Linked DNA regions of Homo sapiens: region 2 is linked to region 1. A link is a contact called in ENCODE Hi-C or POLR2A ChIA-PET data. All regions are on one chromosome and are shown on one strand. Each heading gives the region's core, a stretch centred on a gene start or an enhancer-like site at or near the end of the contact. The rest is flanking DNA. Distances are from core to core; before and after follow the strand shown.

Region 1 (6,851 bases), core at 1,937-4,436:
AAATGAACCACAGTTACATGGAAAATGCTCCACACTTTATTATTAGTTTAAAAAAATTGCAAACAATGTAATTGTGTAACATTTTATGGTTTTAAAAAAGATAAAAGGCAAACAAGGTGTTGGTTGCAAAAAATAAAAAATGTATATTATGAAAAGATAAAAGCTACATGTTTCTAGGATATCTATATGTGTAAAAGAGGGAAAGACCTGGAAACTTATACACCACACTGACAATAGCAGGTGCCTCCACAAGAGAGAGTGGGGGTTTGGGTTGGCATCAAGGAAATTTGCCTTTGTGTAGAATGAATTTTTTAAAGATTACATTTGTGTATTATTTGTGTAATTAAATTCTGTTAAAATTTTAACTGAATTTCTATTTCTACCAATTTGTCTACTGCCTGAATACATAACTACTCTTAAAAGGAAGAATAGCTCTCCCTCCCCCTCCCCCTTTCCCCAGGGTCTCCCTCTCCCTCTCTTTCCACGGTCTCCCTCTGATGCCCAGCCGAAGCTAGACTGTACTGCTGCCATCTCGGCTCACTGCAACCTCCCTGCCTGATTCTCCTGCCTCAGCCTGCCGAGTGCCTGCGATTGCGGGCGCGCGCCGCCACGCCTGTGTTTTTTTGGTGGAGACGGGGTTTCGCTGTGTTGGCCGGGCTGGTCTCCAGCTCCTAACCGCGAGTGATCCGCCAGCCTCGGCCTCCCGAGGTGCCGGGATTGCAGACGGAGTCTCGTTCACTCAGTGCTCAATGTTGCCCAGGCTGGAGTGCAGTGGCGTGATCTCGGCTAGCTACAACCTCCACCTCCCAGCCGCCTGCCTTGGCCTCCCAAAGTGCCGAGATTGCAGCCTCTGCCCGGCCGCCACCCCGTCTGGGAAGTGAGGAGCGTCTCTGCCTGGCTGCCCATCGTCTGGGATGTGAGGAGCCCCTCTGCCCGGCTGCCCAGTCTGGGAAGTGAGGAGCGCCTCTTCCCGGCCGCCATCCCGTCTAAGAAGTGAGGAGCGTCTCTGCCCGGCCGCCCATCATCTGAGATGTGGGGAGCGCCTCTGCCCCGCCGTAGCCACCCCGCCAGCCGCCCCGTCCGGGAGGGAGGTGGGGGGCCAGCCCCCGCACGGCCAGCCGCCCCGTCCGGGAGGGAGGTGGGGGGGCGCCTCCGCCCGGCCGCCGCCCCGTCCGGGAGGTGGGGGGCGCCTCTGCCCGGCCGCCCCTTCTGGGAGGTGAGGAGCCCCTCTGCCCGGCCACCACCCCGTCTAGGAGGTGTACCCAACAGCTCATTGAGAACGGGCCATGATGACAATGGTGGTTTTGTGGAATAGAAAAGGGGGAAAGGTGGGGAAAAGATAGAGATCGGATTGTTGCTGTGTCTGTGTGGAAAGAAGTAGACATGGGAGACTTCATTTTGTTCTGTACTAAGAAAAATTCTTCTGCCTTGGGATGCTGTTGATCTATGACCTTACCCCCAACCCTGTGCTCTCTGAAACATGTGCTGTGTCCACTCAGGGTTAAATGGATTAAGGGCGGTGCAAGATGTGCTTTGTTAAACAGATGCTTGAAGGCAGCATGCTCGTTAGGAGTCATCACCACTCCCTAATCTCAAGTACCCAGGGACACAAACACTGCGGAAGGCCGCAGGGTCCTCTGCCTAGGAAAGCCAGAGACCTTTGTTCACTTGTTTATCTGCTGACCTTCCCTCCACTATTGTCCTATGACCCTGCCAAATCCCCCTCTGCCAGAAACACCCAAGAATGATCAATAAAAAAAAAAAAAAAAAAAAAAGGAAGAATAGACTCTCTCTGGGACTGCCAATAATTTTTCCTTCTAAGCATAGACACCGGACCACTCTCCACCTAAGCATCACGAAAAATGTAGAGAAAGGAAGAGCTAAGAGCTCCTTAAACAAGTTCAGGCTTGACACAACCCTGGCCCTGACAGCCAGGGTCTTCAAGCGGGCCTTTCTGTGAAGGGTGGCCAGGCATCAACTTAGTAGGAGAGAAAACAGATGACTTATTTCCATCCACACTTAAGGAAAATGCAGTCTCCAAGGACTGCGTACATTTCTTTTTCGAGAAGGAGTCTCGCTGTTGTCGCCCAGGCTGGAGTGCAGTGGCGCAGTCTGGGCTCACAGCAACCTCTGCCTCCCGGATTCAAGCAATTCTCCTGCCTCAGCCTCGTGAGTAGCTGGGATTACAGGCACCCGCCACCACGCCTGGCTAATTTTTGTAGTTTTGGTAGAGACGGGGTTTCACCATGTTGGCCAGGCTGGTCTCGAACTCCTGACCTCCAGTGATTCGCCCGCCTTGGCCTCCCAAAATGCTGGGATTACAGGCGTGAGCCACCGCGCCCGGGCGACTGCGCACATTTCTATGGAGCTGTAAGTTAAAAGAGAAGGCAGTGAGGTGCTTCTGTCATTCTATGACAGAAACAGCTAAAGAGTAGAGAAATGTTCACAAGATTTAATAGAACAGAAATAGGAGAAGGTGCACACAAGCTCAACCAACTATAGCCTCACAAATAAAAGTGTCTTTTGTGTGTAGTACTTAAGTTTGGAATATTCTTTCTTATACAAATGAGTGGGGCTTAACCTAAGAAATCCTGGCCAGATTCTGCGACGAATGCATCGGTTATCTCTGACCCATCAGCAAACATCTTTTTCTGTGGCTTCAGTTTCCTCAGTAAAACAGAGGGGGTTGCGACGGACTCAGTCCGAGGGACAGCCATTCTCCAACGTCTATCCAAAGCCTAGGGCACCTCAATACTAACCGGCAGGCCAGCGCCCCCTCCGCGGGGCTGCGGACAGGACGCCTGTTATTCCATTCCTCGGCCGGGCTCTACAGGTGACCGGAAGAAGAGCCCCGAGTGCGGGACTGCAGTGCGCCCGACCTGCTCTAGGCGCAGGTCACTCCCGAACCCCGGCAGCAAAGCATCCAGCGCCGGAAAAGGTCCCGCGGTCGCCCCGGGGCCGGCGCTGGGGAGGAAGGAGTGGAGCGCGCTGGCCCCGTGACGTGGTCCAATCCCAGGCCGACGCCGGCTGCTTCTGCCCAACCGGTGGCTGGTCCCCTCCGCCGCCCCATTACAAGGCTGGCAAAGGGAGGGGGCGGGGCCTGGGACGTGGTCCAATGAGTACGCGCGCCGGGGCGGCGGGGGCGGGGCCGGGCGCGCAGCGCAGGGCCGGGCGGCCGAGGCTCCAATGAGCGCGCGCCGCGTCCGGGGCCGGCTGGTGCGCGAGACGCCGCCGAGAGGTTGGTGGCTAATGTAACAGTTTGCAAACCGAGAGGAGTTGTGAAGGGCGCGGGTGGGGGGCGCTGCCGGCCTCGTGGGTACGTTCGTGCCGCGTCTGTCCCAGAGCTGGGGCCGCAGGAGCGGAGGCAAGAGGTAGCGGGGGTGGATGGAGGTGCGGGCCGGCCACCCCTCCTAGGGGAGACAGCGTGCGAGCTCCGGGGGCGGGTCGGGAGCGCAAGGGAGGGCCGCGCGGACGCCGGGCGCTCGGCCTCGCACCGGGGGGCACGCAGCTCGGCCCCCGGTCTGTCCCCACTTGCTGGGGCGGGCCGGGATCCGTTTCCGGGAGTGGGAGCCGCCGCCTTCGTCAGGTGGGGTTTAGGTGAACACCGGGTAACGGCTACCCGCCGGGCGGGGAACCTTACCGCCCCTGGCACTGCGTCTGTGGGCACAGCGGGGCCGGGGAGTGAGCTGGGAAAGGGGAGGGGGCGGGACAACCCGCAGGGATGCCGAGGAGGAGATAGGCCTTTCCTTCATCCTAGCTACCCCCAACGTCATTACCTTTCTCTTCCCGTCCAGGCCCAGCTGGCTTTCCCCGTCAGCGGGGGAGCTCCAGGTGTGGGGAGGTGGTTGAGCCCTGGGCGGGGATCCCTGGCCGCACCCCAGGTGTCTGACAACAGGCACAGTGCTGCGGTGCGCCACTCACTGCCTGTGTGGTGGACAAAAGGCTCGGGTCTCCTTTCTCTTGTCCTGTTAGCTTCTCTGTTTAGGGATGTGGCAAAGCCGAGGACCCATGCTCTTTCACTTGGGCCTTTGTGTGGGCGCTGCTGGGATGATTAGAGAATGGTTTGTACCCATCAGGAGGGAGAAGGGGAGAAGTAGGCTGATCTGCCCTGGGTAAGAATGAAGTAGATATGAATCTTACAGCCTCTCCGTTCTGGGATGTGATTCTGTCTCCTTCACTCCGGGTATCCAGTTTTAAGTGTTTTCTTTCTTCGCCTCCCCCAGGGGCACTATGGCAGACAAAGTTAGGAGGCAGAGGCCGAGGAGGCGAGTCTGTTGGGCCTTGGTGGCTGTGCTCTTGGCAGACCTGTTGGCACTGAGTGGTATGTACCCCAGTAGAGGGAGCAAATGGATAAATGATGACTGAAGGATGCATGATGGGAATTGAGCTTGGGGCTGTTGGCCAGAAGTCTCTTGAGTTGTTAGGTCCAGGCCTTTTTGTCTTTTGCCATCTTCGTTTACCCATGGAAAGTGGTATGCTTTGATTAGAGGGAGTCCCAGGAAGGTGGGCGAAGGGAGAGCTAACTGACAAACCTCTTTTCCCTTCAGATACACTGGCAGTGATGTCTGTGGACCTGGGCAGTGAGTCCATGAAGGTGGCCATTGTCAAACCTGGAGTGCCCATGGAAATTGTCTTGAATAAGTGAGGGTGGCCCCCGTGTTAAGGGTGGGGAACGAGGGAGTCTGGGCTCCAAGTGTGAATGTGTTAGTCATAGTGCCCACAGCAGACTTCGGCATCTGAGTGGTTAAATGTGTGTGAGTGTCGAGGCTTCTGAGTCCTTCTGCTGCAGGCACCTGGGCCCAAAATCTCTTTTCCTCAGGGAATCTCGGAGGAAAACACCGGTGATCGTGACCCTGAAAGAAAATGAAAGATTCTTTGGAGACAGTGCAGCAAGCATGGTGAGCTAGCAGTCCCTCTTCCCAGAGTGGTGGGCAGAGGAGAGGAGATGGCAGCCCCCAGAGTCTGTTTCCTTATCAGTCTCTGTGATGTAAGAGGTAGGTAATGGTGGACTTGGGAGCCTAATACTAGTCTGCTCCTTCTTCACCCCTCAGGCGATTAAGAATCCAAAGGCTACGCTACGTTACTTCCAGCACCTCCTGGGGAAGCAGGCAGATAACCCCCATGTAGCTCTTTACCAGGCCCGCTTCCCGGAGCACGAGCTGACTTTCGACCCACAGAGGCAGACTGTGCACTTTCAGATCAGCTCGTGAGTGCTCTGTTGGGGAAGGTGGTCTCGGCAACGCTGCTGGGCTCCTCATTGGTGTGTGTTCCTGATTGTCCTGCCTTAATGCCTGGCTTTCCTTGGCTCCAACTACCTTCCTTCCCCTCAGGCAGCTGCAGTTCTCACCTGAGGAAGTGTTGGGCATGGTTCTCAATTATTCTCGTTCTCTAGCTGAAGATTTTGCAGGTGAGTGGTCAAGGTGGGGCCCTTAGGGCCAGGCTCCCCAGGATCTAGGGCAGTGATTCTCCAACAGGGGCAAGTTTGCCTCCCAGGGAACATTTAGCAACATCTGAAGATAGATTTTGGTTGTCACATCTGAGGGGTGCACCTGCTATCTAGTGGGTAGAGGCCGGGGATGCTGCTCAACATCCTACAGTGCACAGGACAGCCCCACAACACAGAATTACCTAGTCCAAAATGTCATTAGTGACCAGATTAGAAGCCCTCATCTAAGGTATGGAGCCGGCGGGACCCTTTTCTGTTGTCATCTGTAGAGCAGCCCATCAAGGATGCAGTGATCACCGTGCCAGTCTTCTTCAACCAGGCCGAGCGCCGAGCTGTGCTGCAGGCTGCTCGTATGGCTGGCCTCAAAGTGCTGCAGCTCATCAATGACAACACCGCCACTGCCCTCAGCTATGGTGTCTTCCGCCGGAAAGATATTAACACCACTGCCCAGGTGAGCCAGGGGAGCCTTGACCAGACATGCAGGGTGACTGAATCTAAGGATGGAGGCCACTTGGTCCCTTTTGCATCTGGTTTGCATGGCTGGGCTGACCCTTGGCAAAATGCACCAATAGCCTCCTCCCAGCCCCTGTTGGAGCTGTTTAGTTTTGTGTTAAGAGTCAGACAGCCCATTGGAAGCAGGTGGGTGGGCAGGCAGGCCCCCTGGAGTTTGAGAAGGTTCCTGTGACAGTTGCCTTGATATCTCTACAGAATATCATGTTCTATGACATGGGCTCAGGCAGCACCGTATGCACCATTGTGACCTACCAGATGGTGAAGACTAAGGAAGCTGGGATGCAGCCACAGCTGCAGATCCGGGGAGTAGGGTAAGTGGATACTTGGCAGGGAGGGCTGCTTGTGAAGACCCTCAAGTCAGGGGTTTCTTCTTGGAGGAGACACACTGCTTTGCTTTCCTGCATGCTGCAGGAATGGTCTCCTGATTGAGGCATCAGTCATTGTAGGGGACCACTCACAAAGAGTAAGGGGAAGCTGAGGCTCAGGGGAGGACAGTTTGGGAAAACTGGAAGACATGGAACTTTCAAAATGTATTCTAAGGAAATCCATGGAGCCGCAGGCAATATGTAGGGTGTCAGATTCAATCATGTTTTTGTTCTCTTGTCATTTCCAGTTAAATAATTTACCATTCTTGTTGTCTTACCTCTTTTTAAATTTTTTTTTATGGCCTGTGACATAGCCCTCAGGAGATCCTGAGAACATGTGCCCTGTTGTCTTATTTCTTGAAATCATCTTTTTCCGTCTTCACCATTACCACCCAGCCCAAGTTACCATCACCTCTTATTTGCAGAATTAAAAACATCTCCCTGTTCCTAGTGACGTCTCCTTTCAGTTCTTTCTTCATATTGCAGCCAGAGGGTTCTTCTTAAAATCCAACCTAATCATTACCTGT
Region 2 (6,851 bases), core at 2,472-4,971, 200 kb before region 1:
GAGTGAGAACATACTGAGATGACATTTATAACTCAATAGCAGCATCCTCTGCTCACAGTAATCAGCTTTAAAAATAGATACAACGGAACTGTTTTCCACAAAGCCTCACAGGAAGTCAATGAAGTACTGTTTAACTCTTATCATCGACTTAAGCTGTTAAAAAACAAAACAAAACAAAACAAAACAAAACGAAAACCATCACCTACAAAAGGAGTTCTCAGCCAATACATCTAAAAATAGCAATGGCCCTTTTTACTAAACACATATTAAGTGTATTTGATACTACATACTCATGGTCCTGCTTTTGAAATTCCCAAGTTACACAGTAACAGATTCCTACTAATCATCCAGAGCATTTCAAGCTAACTGTTTCACTGAATTCTAAAGCTAAAGGGGACACATCTAACTCACCAAGTAAATGGGAAGGCAGCAACCCACATGAGAGCCTCCAACACTCCCCTCATATTTCTATCAAATTAATCCTAAAACAGACTCAATCTCCTTACTCCCCCTACATGAAAATCTTTAATGACTTCTCAATTACCACTTAAAAAGTTCAAACTGCTGACCTGATACATGAAAGCACTCACAATGTAGTCCTAATTCACCTTTCTAATACCAGTCAATGTTCCACCAAACACTCTATCTACGCTTTCCAGGCTCTGTGCCTGTGGTATTGGTACTGCATCAACAATATATGCTTCTCTCCATCTCTAGCAGTTAACACTAAGAGTTTACTAGGGATTAGATGCTTTACTAAGCTAAATAAAGTGCATTTAATTCTCATAATGCTTTGAAATAGGAATTACTAACCGTATCTTACAAATGAGAAACAAAGACTTAGTGACATTAAATAATTTGCAAGGTCACAAAGCTAGTAAGGGGCAGCATAGGTCTATGAAATTCAAGAGCCAGGGCTCTTTGGTTATGACACATTTCCTTTCCAATGACTACGGTTACTAAATCCTGCCCATTCTTCAAAGTTCTCAAACACTGCCTCCTTGGGGAGGACTCTCCAGTCTATATTTAACGTCTACTCTCAGCTTCTGAACCCCCTACAGCAACTTGCTCATAGTTTTTCACAGGTTCCATCACGTTCTGCTTCATATTAATTGTCTTATTCCCCAATCTGGAAGACAACTCCTTAAGGGCAGAGGCAGGGAAAGTATCTCTTACACACTTTATCCCCTGCAACCCTGGTCACACTGGGCACATAACAGGCATTCAATACATTTGTAGAACTGAACTGGAAAATATTACCTACTTTTGACAAATTTTTAATTTCAGAATAATTCTACATCTACAGAAAAGTTATAAAGACCACGCAGGGAGTTCCCATAAAACCCAAATCCAGTTTCAGTTTCCCCTAATGTTACCATCTTATATTACTGTGGGACATTCTTCAAAACTAAGAAACCAACATCAGTATGGTAGTACTAACTGAATCCCAGGCTATATCCAGGCTTCACCAGTTTTTTCCACTAATGTTTTTATCTATTCCAGGATCCAATCAAGGATACCACTTTACATTTACTCACCCTATCTCCTTAGTCTCCTCTGGTCTGTAATCATTTCTTAGTCTTTCCTTGTTTTTCATGACAGTTCTGAGCGCTGTTCAAGTATTTTAAAGGATGTCTCTCAGTGTGTCTGTCTGTCTTTCTGATATTTTGACTGGAGTTACGAGTTTATGGAAAGAATAACAGAGGTGAAGTGCCCTTCTCAACACATCAAGTCATAATATCTACATGGTATCACTGAAAATGTTCAACTCGATCACTTAGTGTTTGCATGCCATGATTCTGCAGGTGAAGCTATTAGTGAAAAATATTTACTTCTCCACACCTTCTTTCTTATATCTTTTTTAAAAAAATCACTTATACAAGAGTCAATAATATTTTTAAATGACTCTAATACATTCTCATTAAAGCACAAATATTTTACATTAGTATCTTTAGTTTTCAGTGTGGTTAGAAAAAAACAAAAATGGTTCAAAACAATCATTGTGAACATTTAGCAAGTGTTCACTAGCTATGTTACTTCACGGTCCTGTTTAATCAGATTTCTCTGTATTTCAAAATAACTTTTGAGTTCACTTAACCCGAGCTCTGAAAGACAACTTTAATAAGTAGAATTACATGCACTGGAGCATTTGCCCACAATTGAAAGCATATTAACCCTCAGTACTGGTTACTACTTCTCTACACCAGTTCCTTAAAGACATATACAAACATATCAGTAAGATAATGCTGAAATCTTTAAAACTTCTCATACCCTCTCCCTCAACAAATGACAACCACCACCAAGCACCTTTTAGAAAGCTAATGCAATCAACTTAAAATATACAGATACAAATTATACTGAGACAGCACTAATAGAATCTAATCAAATATGTAGAAAGTCTATATCTAGTTACCATTAATTATTTAACTCCTGAGTATGTAACTTAGACATCGATTTCCATTTAAACATAGCATTTCCCTGAACAAATAAACAGAGTAGCTAATACTAAGCTTTGCAAAACTTGAGAAAGAACATGGAATGTTCTCTGTCCGAATATAAGACTATTAAAAGGGACAAAAACTAGAGAAATCTTCAATAAATGTTCCATGGAAAAGAATCTAGAGGCCAGGCGCGGTGGCTCACGCCTGTAATCCTAGCACTTTGGGAGGCCAAGGCAGACGGCTCACCTGAGGTCAGGAGTTCGAGACCAGCCTGGCCAACATGGCAAAACCCCATCTCTACTAAAAATACAAAAAATTAGCCAGGCGTGGTGGCGCACACCTGTAATCCCAGCTACTCGGATAGCTGAGGCATCAGAATCGCTTGAACCTGGGAAGCAGAGGTTGTAGTGTCCAGCCTGGAGACTTTGCCTCCATTAAAAAAAAAAAAAAAAAAAAGTAGAGATTTAACTGCCAAAGTGAAAGAAAATACAAATGCAGTGCAGTGGGGAGTCATTAAGGATCTGGGACTGGGGAGTGATATCTGATCATTTTAAGACCGAAAATGATAGCAATGTAGAAGGTGAATGAAAGAAGAAACTGCGAAAGCAGAGAGATCAATCAGCATAGTAGTGCAGTAGAAAAGTAATGGGAGCCTGAGATAGAAAAGTAACAGGGGCAGTAAAATAAAGACAGATTTGAGACAGACTGCAGCAGTAAAATCAAGAGTATGACTGAGTAAGAGAGGAGATAAACCTAGGGTATTACCAATAATATATTGGTAATAATGTAAAAGCTAATGTTTTTTAAGGGCTTACTAAGTACCAGGCACTTTACGTATTTTGTTATTTAACTAATTCTCACTTACAATCCCATCAGATTCCAATATTATCCCCATTTTACAGATGAGACAATTTAGGCATAAAGAAGCTGAGCCGACCAGCCTGGTCAACATGGTAAAACCCCATCTCTACTAAAAATACAAAAATTAGCCAGGCGTGATGGCACGTGCCTGTAGTCGCAGCTACTCGGGAGGCTGAGGCAGGAGAATTGATTGAACCCAGGAGGTGGAGGTTGCAGTGAGCCGAGATTGCACCACTAAATCCAGTCTGAACGACAGAGTGACACTCCATCTCAAAAAAAAAGAAAAGAAAAGAAAAAGAAAAAAAAAAAAAGAAGCTAAGCCAATAATCAATCCATGCTCATCATCACTACTCACTACATTATACAGTACTAACTCAGTAACGGGACATGAAAGAGGAAGTTGGTTTGCTGATGAAGAGGATACATTCAGTGTTCAGGTATTTTGAGTGTGGGAAGATACTAACATGAGTATAACTAGCAGGTAGCTTGGGAAAACAGATTTGTGAATAATCTGTGTAAGATTGTTGGCATCTCTGGGAATGGAACGGTCCATTTGCTAGTGCCCTTGTACAAGATAATCAAGCTGAAACTGAGTTTCCCCCTTTGAGAAGAGTGTGGAGGTAAGTGAGATAGAATCGGAAGGATACAAAAGAACAATATTACAGGTTTCTCCTACAAAAGGCAGAATAAATCCATGTGACAGGTATTTGGAAATACAATCCATGTCCCAAATGAGCTATATTTATAAGAAAACGATGCCAATTTTTTAGTTGTTCTCACCTAAGGCAGAAACTAATGCCATCTCTTTGAGACCCAATCTTTGTTTCTCAGTATCTTTTATATAAGCTTGATGAAAACACATTTAGTATCTTAGCACCTCAAAAATTATCAATTTTGGGGAGTTCTAACACCCATCCAGTGGTATCTATCATAATTCTCCCACCAGAAATATTTATATTTATATGGAACTTGAACATTAGAGCCCCTATGCAAAAGTAAATAGTATTTACTGTGTTTACTAAATTCACATAAATTTAGTAAATACTGTTTACTTTTGCATAGTGGCTCTAATATATAAGTAAATACACAAAATTTCAGTATTGTCAAATAAGCAGAGGTATATTCAATAAATGGGGAAAAACATAAGAATAAACAATACATGGGAGAAAAAAATCACAAATGTATCTTAAGCAGAATACAAGAAACTTAAAGCCACATAAGACTACCAACTTACCCAGGCACAGCAATTAGGCAAGAGAAAGAAAGGGCACCCAAATTGGAAGAGGAAGTCAAGCTATCTCTGTTTTGCCAATAATATCATCACATACCTAAAAAAAACCCCGAAGACTCCTCCAAAAGACAACTAGATTTGATAAGTGAATTCAGTTAAGTCTCAGGTTACGAAATCAACGTATACAAGTCAGCAGCACTGCTACACATCAACAATGACCAACCTGAGAATCAAATCAAGAACTCAATCCCTTTTACAATAGCTGAAAGAAAACAACACATAAAAACCTAGGAATATATTTAACCAAGGAGATGAAAGATCTCTACAAGGAGAATGACAAAACACTGCTGAAAGAAATCACAGAATACACAAACAAATGGAAACACATCTCGTGCTCAGGGACTGGAAGAATCAGTATCGTGAAAATGACCATACTGCCCAAAGCAATCGATAGATTCAATGCAATTCTTAACAAAATACCCACATCATTTTTTAAAGAATTAAAAGCAACAATCCTAAAATTCATACGGAACCAAAAAAGAGCCTGAAAAGCCAAAGCAATCCTAAACAGAAATAACAAATCTAAAGGCATGACATTACCCAACATCAAATTATACTATTAAGGCTATAGTAACCAAAACAGTATGGTACAGGTATAAAGAAAGATACATAGATCAATTGAATGGTTTGGATCTGTCCCCACCTAAATCTCATGTTGAAATGTAATCCCCCAGTGCTGGAGATGGCGCCTGGTGGGAGGTGACTGGATCATGAGGGCAGAGTTCTCATGAATGGTTTAGCACTATCCCCTCTTGGTACTATACAGTGATAGAGTTCTCAGGAGATCTGGTCCTTTGAAAGTGTGTAGCACCTCCTCCCTCATTCTTCCTCCTGCTCGGGCCATGGTGCCTGCTCTGCCTTCACCTTCCACCATGACTGTCAGTTTCCTGAGGCGTCCCCAGAAGCAGAAGCCACTATGCTTCCTGTACTGCCTGTAGAACCATGAGCCACTTAAATCTCTTTCTTTAAAAATTACAGTCTCAAGTCTTTTTGTTTTTTGTTTTGTTTTGTTTTTTTGAGACGTAGTCTCACTTGTCGCCCAGGCTGGAGTGCAATGGTGCAATCTCGGCTCACTGCAACCTCCGCCTCCCAGGTTCAAGCGATTCTCCTGCCTCAGCCTCCCGAGTAGCTGGGATTACAAGCGTGCACAACCACACCTGGCTAATTTTTCATATTTTTGGTAGACAGGGGGTTTCACCATTTTGGCCAGGGTGGTCTCGAACTCCTGACCTCAAGTGACCCGCCTGCCTCAGCCTCCAAAAGTGCTGAGATTACAGGCATGAGCCACAGCACCCGGCCACAAGTATTTTTTTATGGCAGTACAAGAATGGACTAATACACCAATGGAACAGAATAGAGAAACCAGAAATAAAGCCAAATACTTAAAACCAACTGATCTTTGACAAAGCATACAAAAACATGAATTAGGGAAAGGACACACCCTATTTAATAAATGGTGCTGGGAAAACTGCATAGCCACATGTAGAAGAATGAAAATGAATCCCTATCTTTCACCACATAGAAAAATCAACTCAAGATGTATTAAAGACTTAAATCTAAGACCTGAAACCACAAAAATTCTAGAAGAAAACCTAGGAAAAACTCTTCTGGACATTGACCTAGGCAAAGAATTTATAACTAAAACCCCAAAAGCAAATGCAACAAAAACAAAAATAAATGGAACCCACAGAATGGGAGAAAATACATGCAAGCAATGCATCCAACAAAGGTCTAATATCCAGAATCTATGAGGAACTCAAATCAGCAAGGAAAACAACAACAACAAATAATCCCATCAAAAAGTGGGCAAACAACATAAATAGGCATTTCTCTAAAGAAGATATACAAGTGGCCACAAACAAATGAAAAAATAATCAACGTCACTAATCATCATGGAAATACAAATTAAAACCACAATGAGATACCACCTTACCCCAGCCAGAGTGGCCATTATTTAAAAAATCAAAAGAACAATAGATGCTGATGTGTACATAGTGAAAGGGAATGCTTCATTTAGTTATTTGTTCATTTGAATAGGGAATGCTTATACACTGCTGGTGGTGAAGTAAATTAGCACAACCTCTGTGGAAAATAGTATGAAGATTTCTCAAAGAACTAAATGTAGGTCTGCCAATTCAATCCAGCAAGCCCACCACTGGGTATCTACCTAAAGGAAAATAAGTCACTGTATGAAAAGGACCTGCACGTATATGTTAATCACAGCACAATGCACAACTGTAAGATATGGAACCAACCTA

What was found. Hi-C counts contacts between places; a loop is a spot of excess contacts on that map. ChIA-PET counts read pairs that join two places held with the same protein, here RNA polymerase II (POLR2A). Pooled maps may share reads with other maps.
Region 2: a pooled map shows a loop between it and region 1 (4-fold over the local background). The contact joins the enhancer-like site here to the promoter of HYOU1 in region 1. A Hi-C loop is called at or near these places in 1 of 37 single-sample maps with no recorded cell type and 8 of 50 pooled maps. POLR2A ChIA-PET finds 5 or more read pairs at or near these places in 7 of 52 experiments (CD4-positive, alpha-beta T cell, H1, IMR-90 and 4 more).

The regions. Positions count from the first base shown.
Region 1 is chr11:119,053,540-119,060,390 of GRCh38, reverse strand. It overlaps HYOU1 (hypoxia up-regulated 1), which reads left to right and starts at 3,186. Exons shown (of 26, transcript NM_006389.5): 1 at 3,186-3,371; 2 at 4,224-4,321; 3 at 4,548-4,641; 4 at 4,820-4,898; 5 at 5,052-5,206; 6 at 5,331-5,407; 7 at 5,716-5,897; 8 at 6,155-6,270. The coding sequence starts at 4,231. RefSeq lists enhancers at 2,679-2,728, 3,088-3,587, 3,588-4,088 and silencers at 2,959-3,238, 3,329-3,608.
Region 2 is chr11:119,256,986-119,263,836 of GRCh38, reverse strand. The region is part of intron 2 of CBL (Cbl proto-oncogene); the gene reads right to left. Among named protein-coding and RNA genes, the nearest start is that of MIR6756, 53 kb to the left of the region's middle. RefSeq lists enhancers at 70-119, 3,160-3,219. Within about 2 kb of position 3,721, at least 4 of the 41 ENCODE cell types and tissues checked have a DNase peak (open chromatin) inside an H3K27ac peak, as active enhancers do.